2 separate regions of the Homo sapiens genome follow, and region 2 is linked to region 1. A link is a contact called in ENCODE Hi-C data. All regions are on one chromosome and are shown on one strand. Each heading gives the region's core, a stretch centred on a gene start or an enhancer-like site at or near the end of the contact. The rest is flanking DNA. Distances are from core to core; before and after follow the strand shown.

Region 1 (3,233 bases), core at 427-2,926:
GTTGTCTATTCTCTTAAGTCCTGCTTTATTTATAGTCACACTTTGGCTTTCGGTCCATAAAATACATGTTTCAAGAATTTCAGTTTTCTCACTTATCTTCAGGCCCTCTTTAAAGCCGTATTTTGTTTGGTTTACATCCTCTTACAATTCACACCACTTCTGTACCGTAAATGTTTATTAATTTATAACTGCCAAGATAGTCTCACGTAACTTTCATACATTACATGCTTATTTATTTTTTTCTAAACAAACTAAATCTGATGGACTGGAAAAGCCAGGGGGCTCTCCAAATACAGGACTGGGTGGCTGCAGAGACCACAGTCAACCTTTAGGGTTTCATTTCCTCCAAGAGAGGACTAACATGTTCCAGGGTAAAGGCAGTGTTTTTATCTGTGACAGTGATGGCAGTAACAAGAGGATCCTTTTCTTAAATTTTCACACCATTCTTTTCTTTTATTTTCTTTTTTTAGTCTCTACTGCAAAAATCTACTAGAACATACTACATAGGTACCAGACACCAACTGGATCTGACAATTAAAGTAAAACCAAACAAGCCTGATTTCCAGAACTGGAGGTTTTTGTTTTGCAATGCAAAAAGGTCAAAATACGTGAGAACAGAAAGTAACTACAGCCTCGGACGATGAGAAAAGAGAAGATTTGAGAAGGTAGAGAAGTTATGAAAGGAAATAAATTGAACTCCCAAATAAACCAAAGGGTTTTAATATGAACAGGGAAGTAATAGCCAGGCCACTCTGAGACATTTCTATCTACACTTTGCTCACTGAATATGCAGAAATAAGATCGTTGGAAAAGAAAGCACCTGAGGTCAGACAGGTAGTAGTATATACTCCGATACTGGTAATAAAGAGGGCTACAGCTCCGCCCTCCACAGGTATCTACACCAATCAAAAAAAGATTAGAAGAGAATGTGACACCTGGAAGTCAGAACGAGCAACTCACGTCATCAAGGCAGAATCACACAATGGGCACAGAGGTTGGAGACTCACTAGCCCCAAGGGTAGGGAAAATGAGGGAAAAAACATACAGAGAAGGTGACAAGTAAACAACGCCAGCGCCTACTTAACTTGCAAAGATCCAGCGCTGCCGCCCCACACCGTGTGACAATGTTTTACAGGGGACGAAAGGCCACCACATACTTCTCAACCCCGAGGGTCTCTTCCGCCCCCAAACCCCACCGGCCCCATTGCCCAAGTCAGCGATGACGGCAAGAGCTTCCAAAAAGGACCCTGCAACCCTAGACGTCATCGGTGAAATGACAGCAAAAGAGACCGGAAATCGACACCCCCCTGCCCCCGCCGCCCGCCCAAGCCCCCAACACTAAGGAGCCCTCCACAGTCCAAGCTAAAAGCGGGGCGGGGCGAAGAGGGTCTCCGGGGCCCGGAGAGGCCAACTGCAGGGCCTGCCCCTCCCTTCCTCCCCCAGTCCAAACATGGGGAAAACTCCAAGCGCCTCCCCTACCAGTAGTAAGAGGCCGAATATGCACCAGCCGATCACCAGCTCCGCCGAGGCCGCGCCAGAAGTCGCCATCTTCGCTTCCGGTCCAGACCAACCTGAGCGCCCGGGGTGGGGAAAGGGGAGGGGGAAAGGGGAGAGAGCGCGAGATATACTGCACCCGCGCACCCTAAAGGTTAAAGGGGCGGAGGGGGAGGAGCAAGTGGTTGCCAAGGAGACTGGACCCACTAGCGTCCCCTGGCGGCGAGCCGAGCGGGGGCGGGGCAGCAAGGACTGCTCAGGGGCGGGGCGCGTGCGGACGCAGTGACATCACCACGCTGCCCTCGCTGGCTTCCCTGCAAGCTGAGATGTGGGAGGGCTGCAGAGCAGGGTGTTGGCTCATAGCTGGGCAACCTATTGAGATATTTGACTCAGCCTAAGTTGATAGACTAGAACAGCAAGGGAACTCCACAAAGAATGGGCTAGGTGGACCTGGAGATCCAAGTCAATTTTAGAGGTTTATACTTCTTCACCAAAAGGAAGTTTGGCCCTCGTGTACAAGGTGGAATGTGTGTGATTAGCAGAACTCCTTACCAGGTTGCAAGAATGGCTGATGTCAGGCCTCTGAGCCCAAGCTAAGCCATCATATCCCCAGTGACCTTCACGTATACATCCAGCTGGCCTGAAGCAACTGAAGATCCACAGAAGTGAAAATAGCTTAGCTGATGACATTCCACCATTGTGATTTGTTTCTGCCCCACCCTAACTGATCAATGTTCTTTATAATCTCCCCCACCCTTAAGAAGTTTCTTTGTAATTCTCCCCACCCTTGAGAATGTACTTTGTGAGATCTACCCCCTACCCCCAAAACATTGCTCTTCACTCCACCTCCTATCCGAAAAACTGTAAGAACCAATGATAATCCCACCACCCTTTGCCGACTCTCTTTTCGGACTCAGCCCGCCTGCACCCATGTGAAATAAACAGCCATGTTGCTCACACAAAGCCTGTTTGGTGGTCTCTTCACACGGACGCATGAGACAGCTGACTCTGAATAAAAGTTGACTAGCTGCCCAAATCACTCTAATTTACTGGCACTGGTGCCCAGCCGGGATAACTGGTTGGCTGGACATGAACTTATCACATGATGTTATAGCCTTTCTATTCAGATGTATGCATGCCTGTGAATTTCCATGATAGCTTTGTATGTAAAGGTATATGCATCAGCAAACAAAACACACTGCCATAGGCCCACAATGAAGAAGAAGGAGGAAACTCTTGGGATGGCTTACCTGAGTCCACAGGGAGGAAACTCTTGGGATGGCTTACCTGAGTCCACAGGGGTGTGAGTGCATGTTTCACCACTGTGATGTAGTCAAGAAACAACTCTGAGAAAAAATACCATCATCTTTTTCCAATGTATTATGTGGTGATGAGTTATGCTCTACCTATAATCTACTTCCGGCTGGAAGCCTGAGGGAAAAAATAGGATGGTCCTTCCTGCCTGGACAGAATAAGAAGGGAATAGGGGAGAATACAGTTTTAACTTGAACTGGTACCATCATAAGCTGGCTTTAAGCCCTCTAGACCTGCAAATGTTTGAATTTCACTCTTTCTTCCTAATAATTCATATCCCTGGAGACCTCTGTCATAGCTTCCTTAAAGTGAAGAGAGGTATCGCTTCCAGGTTGATATCTCTATTCCAGATTGTATAGAGCACCCTTGACATAAGTAACTACTTCTTAGAAAAAGATTCTGTTTACATTTCAAAAGGAATCATG
Region 2 (3,233 bases), core at 289-2,788, 3.7 Mb after region 1:
TACTTGAAGGAGCCCTTTCCCATCTGTAAGGATTAAGAGTCGTTACTTGGTTACTAAAACACAAACTCCAGCTTCAATTTCCTTGTCCCCAGCCCTTAATTGGCAGTTTCCACTTTACAACTCCAAGTCCAAAGTGATTTTAGTCACTTTGGGTTACAGAAGCAACCAAAAATCAAACTTTTATAAGTCGGATCTTAACTATTAACATCCAAATCTACTCACTAGCAATACGATTACAGAAGTCACCAAAAGCAAAATTATTTCATAAGTAAGGTCTTAACTATTAGCATTCAGATCTAAACCACTCACTAGTTCTGGGGAAATCACCTAATGATTCTGCTGGTAAAACTCATTTTAGTTGATCTTTCCCTTTCTGGTATTAAACATACCTCAGCAGCCTCCTTCTCAAATTTTTCAATGGTTCTTTTGTCGATGCCACCGCATTTATAGATCAGATGGCCAGTAGTGGTGGACTTGCCCGAATCTACGTGTCCAATGACGACAATGTTGATATGAGTCTTTTCCTTTCCCATTTTGGCTTTTAGGGGTAGTTTTCACGACACCTGAAATGGAAGAAAAAAACTTTGAACCACTGTCTGAGGCTTGAGAATGAACCAAGATCCAAACTCAAAAAGGGCAAATTCCAAGGAGAATTACATCAAGTGCCAAGCTGGCCTAACTTCAGTCTCCACCCACTCAGTGTGGGGAAACTCCATCGCATAAAACCCCTCCCCCCAACCTAAAGACGACGTACTCCAAAAGCTCGAGAACTAATCGAGGTGCCTGGACGGCGCCCGGTACTCCGTGGAGTCACATGAAGCGACGGCTGAGGACGGAAAGGCCCTTTTCCTTTGTGTGGGTGACTCACCCGCCCGCTCTCCCGAGCGCCGCGTCCTCCATTTTGAGCTCCCTGCAGCAGGGCCGGGAAGCGGCCATCTTTCCGCTCACGCAACTGGTGCCGACCGGGCCAGCCTTGCCGCCCAGGGCGGGGCGATACACGGCGGCGCGAGGCCAGGCACCAGAGCAGGCCGGCCAGCTTGAGACTACCCCCGTCCGATTCTCGGTGGCCGCGCTCGCAGGCCCCGCCTCGCCGAACATGTGCGCTGGGACGCACGGGCCCCGTCGCCGCCCGCGGCCCCAAAAACCGAAATACCAGTGTGCAGATCTTGGCCCGCATTTACAAGACTATCTTGCCAGAAAAAAAGCGTCGCAGCAGGTCATCAAAAATTTTAAATGGCTAGAGACTTATCGAAAGCAGCGAGACAGGCGCGAAGGTGCCACCAGATTCGCACGCGGCGGCCCCAGCGCCCAAGCCAGGCCTCAACTCAAGCACGAGGCGAAGGGGCTCCTTAAGCGCAAGGCCTCGAACTCTCCCACCCACTTCCAACCCGAAGCTCGGGATCAAGAATCACGTACTGCAGCCAGGGGCGTGGAAGTAATTCAAGGCACGCAAGGGCCATAACCCGTAAAGAGGCCAGGCCCGCGGGAACCACACACGGCACTTACCTGTGTTCTGGCGGCAAACCCGTTGCGAAAAAGAACGTTCACGGCGACTACTGCACTTATATACGGTTCTCCCCCACCCTCGGGAAAAAGGCGGAGCCAGTACACGACATCACTTTCCCAGTTTACCCCGCGCCACCTTCTCTAGGCACCGGTTCAATTGCCGACCCCTCCCCCCAACTTCTCGGGGACTGTGGGCGATGTGCGCTCTGCCCACTGACGGGCACCGGAGCCTCACGCATGCTCTTCTCCACCTCAGTGATGACGAGAGCGGGCGGGTGAGGGGGCGGGAACGCAGCGATCTCTGGGTTCTACGTTAGTGGGAGTTTAACGACGGTCCCTGGGATTCCCCAAGGCAGGGGCGAGTCCTTTTGTATGAATTACTCTCAGCTCCGGTCGGGGCGGGTTGGGGGGGGTGGTGACGGGGAGGCCGCCTGGAAGGGACGTGCAGAATCTTCCCTCTACCATTGCTGGCTTAGCTCCAAAGGTTGTATTGAGATTAGGGTGTACCTTCGCCTCTCAATCAGCCTCCCGTCCTCAGCCTTGCCATCTCGCTAGTCCGGGACAAATCCCTAGAGCGTCTTCCTCTGCGGGTCTCAGCCCAGCCCGGGGTTGGCTCCTCCTCCGCCCCGGCTTCCGCGCCCCTCCCGTGTGGCAAGGAGTACCAGGCCCGGGGACCCCGAGGGGCTTGGGGCGAAGGGTCGGGACTGGGGGCCTCCTTAACGGCTCACGGACTTGCGAGAGGTTCGGCTCGATGGCCGTGAAAGCGACGAATCCGCTCCTGTGCTGGCCTCTTGGCTCCTTCCATTCAAAGCCAGCTGCTTTTATGGAAGCCCGTAACACGTCATCTCCCCCTGGTACTCCAGATGTCCAGGCTTTCAGTTTAGAATAGACTCAGTCCTACAGTTAGCTTTAGATCTAATTCTAGTTTTGTTACGCCAAAAAGTTCCTGCGAGTGTGTGTGTGTGCCTCATGGTACTTTTTAAATTAAAAGGTGTACAGTTATTTGATTGCAAACATAAGGAACCTAAAATGCTTTCAGATTTTCCACATGATCTCATGTAGAGGCTAAGATCTACAGCATCAGCAAGTTTATCCACCCAGTTTCCTAACCCCAACACTTGCTATGAAGTCACAGCTTCTCCTATTTAAATAAGTGCCTATTATATTTAAATAAGTGCTGTCGTTTTCTGTCATCCTATCGATTGTAACTGCATTTTAGCATAAATCTAGGGCAAGATTGGATGAGCTTGGCCTTTTTGGATGGCTATCAAGGCAGGCCTTGGGAAATGCTCCTCTGAGGAAAGAAGAACGTTTATTTTTAATGAGCTAATTACTAGATCATTATGTTTCTTCTTCCAGCTGTAGAATATCATTGCCCAGCTTCTCGAACAAACTTATTTATTAACAAGTATTTGAGAACCTACTATGTGGCCAACGCTAAGTACTGTGGAGTTCCTTCTGGAGAGGAAACCACAATCAAATTGGAAGAGGAAAACAAGTTGGGAAGCAGTTGAAGGCAAACGCTATGGTGCTTTCTTGGTTTCTGTATCTTTGTAGTGTAGTTTTTCTAGTCCTTTCAGTTTTCACAGTCCACTTTTTTTTCTTTCTTTCTTTTTTTTTTTTTTTTTTGAGACGGAGTTCTACTCTGTTGCCCAGGCTGGAGTGCAGTGGCGCGATCTCGGCTCACTGCAAGCTCTGCCTCCCGAGTTCAAGCGATTCCTCCTGCC

The links. A loop is a pair of places that touch in the nucleus more often than their neighbours do. Pooled maps may share reads with other maps.
Region 2: a loop to region 1 is called in a map of B cell, with 33 times the contacts of the local background. The contact joins the promoter of EEF1A1 here to the promoter of LMBRD1 in region 1. A Hi-C loop is called at or near these places in 4 of 168 maps with a recorded cell type or tissue (B cell, CD4-positive, alpha-beta T cell, CD8-positive, alpha-beta T cell and 1 more) and 14 of 50 pooled maps.

The regions. Positions count from the first base shown.
Region 1 is chr6:69,795,334-69,798,566 of GRCh38, forward strand. It overlaps LMBRD1 (LMBR1 domain containing 1), which reads right to left and starts at 1,677. Exons shown (of 16, transcript NM_018368.4): 1 at 1,480-1,677. The coding sequence starts at 1,548. RefSeq lists enhancers at 628-1,184, 1,009-1,058, 1,185-1,740, 1,369-1,598.
Region 2 is chr6:73,519,494-73,522,726 of GRCh38, forward strand. EEF1A1 (eukaryotic translation elongation factor 1 alpha 1) reads right to left here and starts at 1,539. Exons shown (of 8, transcript NM_001402.6): 1 at 1,507-1,539; 2 at 390-563; 3 at 1-23. The coding sequence starts at 533. RefSeq lists enhancers at 1-699, 657-956, 700-1,521, 1,247-1,356, 1,407-1,486 and 1 more and a silencer at 2,067-2,296.